2 separate regions of the Homo sapiens genome follow, and region 2 is linked to region 1. Evidence: read pairs that join two places in POLR2A ChIA-PET (ENCODE). Cell type or tissue: K562. All regions are shown on one strand.

The links. Peaks named below come from ENCODE experiments on the same cell type or tissue, not always from the same donor. Only the 100,000 strongest peaks of a DNase experiment are listed, where the experiment ranks them.
Region 2: POLR2A ChIA-PET joins it to region 1 with 8 read pairs; 2 of 35 experiments call an interaction of 5 or more read pairs at or near these places.

Annotation. Positions count from the first base shown.
Region 1 is chr22:20,718,073-20,723,072 of GRCh38, forward strand. PI4KA (phosphatidylinositol 4-kinase alpha) reads right to left here. Exons shown (of 55, transcript NM_058004.4): 43 at 3,226-3,346; 44 at 621-750. Among named protein-coding and RNA genes, the nearest start is that of SERPIND1, 54 kb to the right of the region's middle. In K562, no CTCF peak of the experiment used is centred here; no DNase peak of the experiment used is centred here.
Region 2 is chr22:20,520,604-20,525,603 of GRCh38, forward strand. All of the region lies in intron 1 of MED15 (mediator complex subunit 15), which reads left to right. Among named protein-coding and RNA genes, the nearest start is that of MED15, 15 kb to the left of the region's middle. In K562, no CTCF peak of the experiment used is centred here; DNase peaks (open chromatin) are centred at 2,738 and 3,698.

The DNA.
Region 1 (5,000 bases):
ACGCTAGCTCCCGTCCTTCATCTCGTGGGTTAGAAGCTGCCAGCACTGCTATTCTCAGCACCCAGCCCAGAAAAGGACCTCAAAGTGACCAAGGTCAGAGCAGTGTAAGCACTGGAGACAGCCCAGCCAGCGTGCCCAGCATTGATGACTCCAGGGTTTCATCCCTTATGAATGCACAAAGCCATCAACATCCAAGGATGGTGTCAGGTCCACATGAATGGAAGGTCTAGGAAAACGATGACAGGACCTGCAAAGGCAGTCTGGTTTTCCTGACACCATGAGGATCGATCCTTCAAAGTGTGGAGAGGGCAGGGTGGCCTCAAATTGTGGAGCCATGTGCTAAATTCCACAAACCTCAGGAATGAAACTAAGCTGTGTTTCCTGAAACTGGCGTGGCCGTGCATTCTGCCATACCTTCAAGAGCCCTGGCTCACCCCAAGCAGTGCTTCCCCACCCACCCTGGCTGTCCATCAGAACCACCAGCGGCCCCGCTGCTAGAGACTCTCATTCATCTGGTTGGGGCCAGGCACGGGTATTTTTAAAGCTTCCCAGGCAATTCTGTTAAGCTGCAGGGACTGGAAGGAGATCCCAGAAGGTGGTTTCTGAAGCACTGCACTTACTTGATGATAGCCGACACGTTGGTGATCTTGTTAAAGAAATCAAACTCCCGCTGGTAAAAGTCCTTCGCTGGGCCGGACAAGGAGCCTGTGATCTCCTCTACCAACTGATCCAGGAGGTCGCCGATGTCAGCTGCCAAGGAAGCAAAGAGGCTTAAGTCTCTGTGGCTGTGGCAGAGGCCCCTCAGGAATACCAGCCCTGTTTCCCAGGCCCCAGACTGGCAGTGCCCAGAGTATGCTCTGCAGGCTTGGTGAGACCATAACAGCTGCCGTGTGCCCCTTTTGCTGTGTTGACACAGCTGACGCTGCTGGGAAGCTAAGCTGGTGCCTAAGCGGAGCTCAAGGCAGGGGCCAAGCGCACAAGTGGACGTGGAATCCTCACTGCTGCACACGCTACACACGCAGGAAGAAAAAAGCCCGTGTCATTTATGAATGTCACAGGGCATAGAATCCTCACTGCTGCACACGCAGGGAGAAAAAAGCCCGTGTCATTTATGAATGTCACAGGTGAAGCAATGAAAACTAATTCTTATTAAACTCTACCCTGAATACATGTCTTTTTTTTTTTTTAATAGAGGCACACAGTGGGCGGGGCTCTATATTAAATAGTGCCTCTCACTATTCAAATCCCAGGCTGAATTTAAATTCCTGGGCTCAAGAGATCCTCCTGTCTCAGTCACCTGAGTTGCTGGGACTACAGCTAGTAGGTGGGACTACAGGTGCGCATCACCACATCTGGCTTTTAAAGTATCCTTTGTGATGAAATGGGATGTGCACGAAGCACTCTTGCCGCATCTAAGGCAGGCGCTGTCCTGAGAAGCACCTGGAGCTTGTCTGATTTTGGAGCCTGGACTAACCTTTTTCACAGACCTTTGTTTTTACTTGAAGAAATGACTGACAGACAACATATAGCTATTCAGACTTAGGGATGTGGCAGATGTTTTCCTGAAAATGAACAAAAAATAAATCTTCCACTCAAAGGAACTGAAACATTTTTTTGGAAAACTTGGATCTGCTGCTGTGAGCTCAACAGCTTCCCTTAAAAACTCTTTCTGGGCCGGGCGTGGTGGCTCATGCCTGTAATCTCAGCACTTTGGGAGGCCGACGTGAGTGGACCACAAGGTCAGGAAATTGAGACCATCCTGGCTAACATGGTGAAACACCGTCTCTACTGAAAATACAAAAAAATTAGCAGGCGTGGTGGCAGGCGCCTGTAGTCCCAGCTACTCGGGAGGCTGAGGCAGGAGAATGGCGTGAACCTGGGAGGCGGAGCTTGCAGTGAGCCGAGATCGTGCCACTGCACTCCAGCCTGGGCGACTAATCAAGACTCTGTCTCAAAAAAAAAAAAAAAAAAAAAAAAAACCCTTTCTGGTAAGACTGGCAGATGTGAACAAATATGATTTTTCCACACTGTACAAAGAAATGCATCAACCTTTGAAAGATGTGCATAACTCACTGGCCTATATTTTACAAATGCCCACCGTTTGATGTTATAAAAGCTTTTGTGGGTCCAGGTGCGACGTAGACAGACTTGAACAAAACACAGCATGAGAAGTTTACTGCCAAGTTTAAGATGCCACACTGCAATTAACCTTTTTTTTGGCGATCCTCCTGCCTTGGCCTCCCAAAGTGTTGGGATTACAAGCATGAGCCACCATGCCCAGACTGCAAGTAATCATTAAGAAGCTAGGCTGAGCTACAAAAAATTAAAAATTAGCCAGTCGTGGTGGCGTGCACCTATAGTCTCAGCTACTTGGGAGGATGAGGCAGGAGGATCGCTTAAGCCCAGGTGGTCAAGGCTGCAGTGAGCCGTGATTGCGCCACTGCATTCCTGCCTGGGAGAGGGACCCTGCCTCTAAAAAAATAAAACAAAAGCTACCACTTCTCAAGTGTGGTGCAGTATCAAAAAGAATCTCCACAATGACCTGAGAGACTACTAACATACAACTTCCTTTTTCAACTACATTCACTTCAACTGAAACAACACTGCAACAGATCAACTGCAGAAGTGGAACGAGAATGAGAATCCAGCCGTCTTCTACAAGGAAATGCCACTCTTTTGGCTCATTTTTTAGTTTTTTGGGGAAAGTTATTTTCCCAAAAAGATGTTATTTATATTAACATGTAATGAATGGGCTTACATTTTCTGAAATTCTGTCTTAATCTCTAATACTCGTTAACACTGACAGCTAATGCTCACATTAAACAGCGCTCTTTGAGGACCTCAATAAACATTTCTGACAGTGCAGGGGTCCTGAGGCTGTGCTATTTGGGAACCGCTGCCCTGGGCTGACGGCCCCTTCCTCACATGCAGTCACAGTTGTGTTGACCATGGAGACTCTGCAGAAGCAGCCACTGGAGCAGAAGGGTCTCACTCGCACTTGGGAGTGCAGGGTGGCATCGGACAGCAAGTTAGCAAAGGTGTCATGAAGGAGGGGTCCTGCTCCCCTGTGTGCTGAAAGGTGAGAAGTGCCCCAGCAAAGGGTGGGAGTGGAGGGGTCGGTGAGCTGGGGCAGTGCAGGCTGGCGAGAGCCCTGGGGGCTGTAGAAGGTGCTTGGCAGTGCACTGAAGACAGTAAGTGAGGCCTGTGGGAGGACAAAATACTCACGGTCTTTCTGGTGGCCCTCTTCATCTAGATAAATGTTAGTCTTCATGTTCCAGATGAACTGGTGTGCCAGAAGCTGGGATTTAGACGCTGCCCACAGAATATACTCCCGCACATAGCCCATCTGCAGGAGAGCAAGGTCCCTGTCAGCCAGGCTCGGCCCTCTCCATGAGGAGGGCCTTGTCAGCAGCTGCTGACTCCCGGCATTTGGTAGACCAGGCAAGGGTAAGGCCCGGTGGCTCTAGTGGTGTGGACAAGCTCTCCAGGATTGATGTTGAGTCCAGCCAGTGGCCAGGCCAAGTTCCAGCTGGCTGGGGGCTGGGACCTGGGGGGCAGGGTTGCAAAGCGGGCGACAGTCAGCCTTTGTCTCCTCTGTGTCTTCCCATGGGTTTAAGAAGCACAACTCTCAAACCAATTTCTGGAGTTGTCAAGTACGAGAAAAAGCAGGCTGGGTACTAAAAACTCACTTGTGAGCTGGTTGTTTAGAACAATGTTCCAAAGTGACAGACAGGTTCCAGAAACATGCAGAGATACCTCCTTCACAAACTGACACACTGATATGATTAGGTTTTGTGTCCCCACCCAAATGTCATCTTGAATTGTAATCCTCAGGTGTTGAGGAAGAGACCTGGTGGGAGGTGACTGGATCATGGGGACGGTTCCCCCTTGTTGATCTCATGACAGCGAATGAGTTCTCAGGAGATCTGATGGTTTTATAAATGTTTGACAGTTCCTCCTACACACACACTTGCTCTCTTTCGCTTGCTGCCAGGTAAGACGGACCTACTTCCCCTTCCACCATGATTCTGTTTCCTGAGGCCTCCCCAGCCACGTGGAACTGTGAGTCAATTAAGCCTCCTTTATAAATTACCCAGTCTCGGGAAGTTTTTTTGTTTGTTTGTTTGTTTTTGAGACAGAGTCTCGGTCTGTCACCCAGGCTGTAGTGCAGTGGTACAATCTCAGCTCACTGCAACCTCCACCTCCCAGGTTCAAGCAATTCTCTTGCCTCAGCCTCCCGAGTAGCTGGGATTACAGGCGCACACCACCACATCTGGCTAATTTTTGTATTTTTAGTAGAGACAGGGTTTCGCCATGTTGTTCAGGCTGGTCTTGAACTCCTCACCTCAGGTGATCCACCCACCTCAACCTCCCAAAGTGCTGGAATTACAGTTATGAGCCACCGCACCTGGCCAGGAAGTTCTTTATAGCAGTGTGAAAATGGACTAATATACACAACTGTGGTCACCATCCTAAGGACCTATCCTCCTCTTCCTTCTTGGTCATTTTCCGCCACTCATAGTAGTAACTCCAGTTTTTCTTTTTAATTAAAAAAATTTTTTTTGTTCCTAGAGCCATAAGTTTTGAAACTCCAGTTTTAATTCCATGCCCTAGGTTTAAAAAGGTGAGCTGGCCTTTCTGGGCAGCCTCCTGGAGTCTGTGGCCACTGATCTGGTGAAGTGTCCCTTGGATGGACATTTTTGACCTGGGTGAGTCGGGGGTGGTCTTACCACACAGGCAGAAGTCTTCACTTTGGGTTTCCCAATTCTAACCCGGCAAATGGATCTAAAGACAAACTATGAATGTTCAATGTGTAGTGTTTTTAAATATAAGTTTGCTTTTTAATTATGTAAACACTGACAGAGTTCCAAAGTCAAAATTATTAAATATGGTACATATCTGTCAGTTCCATCCTGATCTCTCCCTCTTTGGCCATTTTTATTAACTTTTGATTTACTGTTCCTTTTTTTTTTTGAGACAGAGTCTCGCTCTGTCTCCCA
Region 2 (5,000 bases), 200 kb before region 1:
ACTTCCAATCTTGAGTGTGCCACCAGAGAACTGTTGATACTCCCCAGATCTGCACCCAGCCAGGGCAAACTGTGCACCACTCTTCTGACTTCCATGGCCAGCCGAGACATTTGGAATCTCTGTGCAATCACACTCTGTGCCATCTTTTTTTCGAGACAGGGTCTCGCCCTGTTGCCCAGGGTAGAGTGCAGTGGTACAATCTCGGCTAACTGCAGTCTCGACCTCCTGTGGGCTCAAGCAATCTTCCCACCTCAGCCTCCCAAGTAGCTGGTACTACAGGTGCTCACCACCATGCCCTGCTAATTTTTGTGTTTTTTGTAGAGATGGGGTTTTGCCATGTTTCCCAGGCTGGTCTCGAACTCCTGGGCTCAAGCAATCCACCTGCTTCAGCCTCCCAGAGTGCTGGGATTACAGTCCTCTGTGCAATTGTGTGCATCATGTGTGAAATTTATCCTCATTTATCCTCACAGGCAGCAGTTGTTCTATTTTTTTTTTTTTTTTTTTTTTTTTTGAGATGGAGTCTCACTCTGTTACCCAGGCTGGAGTGCAGTAGCACAATCTTGGCTCCCTGCAACCTCTGCCTCCTAGGTTCCGGCAGTTCTCCTGCCTCAGCCTCCCGATTAGCTGGGATTACAGGCACGTACCACCATGCCTAGCTAATTTTTATATTTTTAGTAGAGACTGGGTTTTGCCATGTTGGCCAGGCTGGTCTCGAACTCCTGACCTCAGGGGATCCACCCACCTCGGCCTCCCAAAGTGCTGGGATTACAGGCATGAGCCACCATGCCCAGCCTGTGTTTTTGTTTTTTTTGAGACTGAGTCTCACTCTGTCGCCTAGGCTGGAGTACAGTGGCGTGATCTTGGCTCACTGCAAGCTCTGCCTCCCGGGTTCACACCATTCTCCTGAGTAGCTGGGACTACAGGCGCCCATCACCACACCCGGCTAATTTTTTTTTTTTTTTTGTATTTTTTTTAGTAGAGATGGGGTTTCACCATGTTAGCCAGGATGGTCTCCATCTCCTGACCCCGTGATCCCCCTACCTCGGCCTCCCAAAATGCTGGGATTACAGGCGTGAGCCACTGCGCCTGGCCTTATTTATTTATTTATTTATTTATTTATTTATTTATTTATGTATTTCTGAGACAGAGTCTTTCTCTGTTGCCTAGGCTGGAGTGTGGTGGCTCAATCTCACCTCACTGCAGCCTCTGCCTCCAGGGTTCACATGATTCTCCCACCTCGGCCTCCAGAGTAGCTGGGACTACAGGCGTGCACCACCATGCCTGGCTAATTTTTGTATTTTTAGTAGAGATGGGGTTTCGCCATGTTGGGCAGGCTGGTGTTGAACTCCTGACCTGACCTCAGGTGATCCACCCGCCTTGGCCTCCCAAAATACTGGGATTATAGGCGTGAGCCACCGTGACCAGCCTGTTCTTGTTTATGACGTGTTATTCCATGGAGGACTCTGTTCCAGATAACTCTTTTATTTTGTGCCTAATGAACTTTGGTGTTAGTTCCAGATGTTGGCTACATGAAGGCAACCCCAGGAATGGCTTTGGTCATGTCTTCTGGTAAATATATGCACTTAATTCTCTGGGCTGTGCACCTAGAAGTTAAATAAAGGACTGGGTCAGAGGATGTGTCTCTTAGCATGTTCTGCTGAACAGTGTTCCCAAGTGGTACCAGTTTACGTTCCCACCAGCAAAATGTGAGGGAGTTCCACTTGCTGGACATCCTTGCCAACACCTGGTATTGTCAAGGAACCTGTCTGTAACAGGCACTCTCGTTGATTTTGAATGCACGCTGAAATTTACTGGGTGCAGTGACAGTAGGAAGGGAAAGGATGATTAAAAAAAGAAAAAAGGAATGGAAAGGCTGATCTAGGAGGGAGGAAGCTCATAAGGAAATAAGTGGTAGGATTTGGTGATTCCATGTGTGAATGCTCGTATTCCGTGTGCATGCGTATATGAGCTTGCAGGAGAAAGGGAGGAGGGAGGCACTGGTATGCACTCCACCAGTTCTCCTGCCACAGCCTCTCTACTGATCTGAGGGCTGGGTGTAAGGTGATGATGTGGGGAGTGGGTGTGGGTGAAATTTCCAACAGTCAGTGGGAGATGGGGGAAGCAAACCTGGGAAGAGCAGCCTGCTGCAGGAGCAAGTGGGTGGGCCGTCCTGGAGGCTGGATGAAACCTGTCTGCCTAGGTGGGGATGGCAGAAGTGGCAGAGCAGAGAACTCCAGAGCAGGGCTGTGGTGGGCAGAGCAGATGTGAAGGAAGACTGTGGGATGAGAGGATGGGGCACGGTGGAGCCCCATCAGCCTCCAGTCACAGCAGCCCCGGTCCCGTCTCTCCCTCCTGTTTTGGTCAGTACCTTCAGGACTTGTGGGTGTAGTACTTCGTTCCATTCCGGATAACATTGTAGAAGACTGAAAAACAGGAAGGTGTTTTCCATACTCTCTCCAGAGCTGGCTGTTACTGACATATTGATATATTTCCACCAGTCTTGTGTGTGCTTATAGCTTGATATGTATGCATTTTAAATATGTAAATATATATACACATGTATTTTTAAAGTGAAACTAGGCTGAGACTGTGAGTTCAGTTTTGAGTTATAGGTTTCCCATGGCTTAGGTTGTGTTCTCTCCCTGGATGGAGTCTGGCTGGGACCTGCATGCTCACAGCCCAGGTTCACATGAGGTGTGGATCATGCACAATCATCCCACGGGCTTGAGATAAGCATTTGACTTCCTTTTTTTTTAAAAAAAAAGTTCATTATGGACTTTTTCAAGTGTTCCCAGAAGTAGAGATAATAGAAAAGTGGTCTCCCAACTACTTTGAGAGTTAGCAACATATGGCCAGTGTTGCTTCACCCACCCTTCCTCATCACCTCCTGGACTATTTTAAATCACATCCCAGACACCAGATGATTTCAACTGTGAGTACTTGAGTGCAGATCTCTAAAAGATCGAGCTTCCCCACCCCCACCAAATACCACAGAGCCATGTGAGATCAGCATTTGGGTTGGCAGATCTCCTCCTTGCCACATGCTTGCCTGGTGGTGAATGGGACACTTTCAGGCGAGACCTAGGGGAGCCCCAGGCCAGCACCAGGACAGAGATCTCGAGGCCTTTCCAACTCTGCTGGTTCTTCAGAAGTCAAACCAACAGATTGGAGTATGTGAAGGAAGCTCGTGTATTCTTCTGAACTAGCTTAGACAACAGTACACAGTTTGAAGGGCAGCAGCCTTTTCTGCAGGTTAGTTCTTTCAATGATCTTGTTTACTGGGAGTTGAGAGACCTTGAGGATAGAGGCAAGAAAGCGTCATCAAGCAGCCCAGAGGGGTGTACAGTGTTTGAAGTCTCCTGTATTGGTATGATTCGAGATTTTCATTCTGCAGGACCAAAATACCCATTCCTACATGTGGGTGGAGAGTTAAATTCTGAAGTATATATTTTTATCTTGTTAAAAAAACACTTTTATGTTTCTTTAAAAAGTAAAAGAACCAGAATGTAGAAGTTTCAGTAAAGGAAAAAGTTACAGTTTGTTTGGGATACAGTTTGACAAATGTGCTCCCAGCTGCCTGAGAGATAGAGAGGCCAGATGTTTGCTTTGGTTACATTGATGACTGAACAATCGGTATCTCATCATTTCCTGCCTTAGAGATGAAAGCACCTGGGCACTGGGGCAGTAAATTGGTTGCAGGATTGGAAGAAGTCCAAGGACAGTGTGGGATGCCACCCTGTAGCTGTCTAGAGACCTAGTGAAGGTCAGAAGGCTGGGTGAGAACAAGCCCTGCACTGATGGAGGACAGGGAAGGGGCTTTTCTGGCTGGGAGTGTGGTGAGGCATTTGAGCTGCAGCCAGAAGGCACCTCTCAGATTGGTGGGGCTTGGGGTGGGGGTGGGAGGAACTGCTTTGCCTGTGCCGTTGGCCTCACTCATCCTGAGGTCCCTTCAAACTCCATCCATACTCTGACTGTGGGGCCACTTGCAGAAGGAATATGTGGCAGGTTTTTTTTGTTTTGTTTTGTTTTTTGTTTTGAGACGGAGTCTAGCTCTGTCACCCAGGCTGGAGTGCAGTGGCACGATCTCGGCTGACTGCAACCTCCGCCTCCCGGGTTCAGGCGATTCTCCTGCCTCAGCTTTTGGAGTCGCTGGGCTTACAGGCGCCTGCCACCATGCCCAGCTAACTTTTGTAATTTTAGTAGAGACGGGATTTAGTAGAGACGGGATTTCGAACTCCTGACCTCGTGATCCGCCTGCCTTGGCCTCCCAAAGTCCTGGGATTATAAGTGTGAGCCACTGTTCCCTGGCCTGTGGCAATTTTTTGAGACGCTCCTGGGGGTCCAAATTGCTAATAGAGGAGAAACTTACTGTCCCTGTGTTGACTGAGACAGGAAGGTTTAGATAGGTGAAAGTGGTCTGGGCGCAGTTGCTCACACCTATAATCCAGCACTTTGGGAGGCCAAGGTGGGAGAATCGCTTGATGCCAGGAGTTCAAGACTAGCTTGGGCAACATAGTGAGATCCTGTCTCTATAAAAAATAATTTTAAAAAATTAGCTAGGCCTGTAGTCCCAGCTACTCGGGAGACTGAGGAGGGAGGATTGCTTGAGCCTAGGAGTCGGAGGCTGCAGTGAGCTGATTGCGCCACCATACTCCACCCTGGGCAACACAGAGAGCCTGTCTCAAAAACAAAAGAAAGGTGAACATGAGTTTTTTTGTTTTTTTTTTGACATAGTTTTGCCCTGTCCCACAGGCGTGGGCCACCACGCCCAGCTAATTTTTGTATTTTTAGTGGAGATGGGGTTTCGCCATGTTGGCCAGGCTGGTCTTGAACTCCTGGCCTCTCAAGTGATCCACCCACCTCGGTCTCCCAAAGTTTTGGGATTACAGACATGAGCCATTGAGCCTGGCCAAACATGACCTTTCTCTTTTTTTTTTTTTTTTTTTTTTTGAGACGGAGTTTCACTCTTGTTGCCCAGGCTGGAGTACAGTGGCACGATC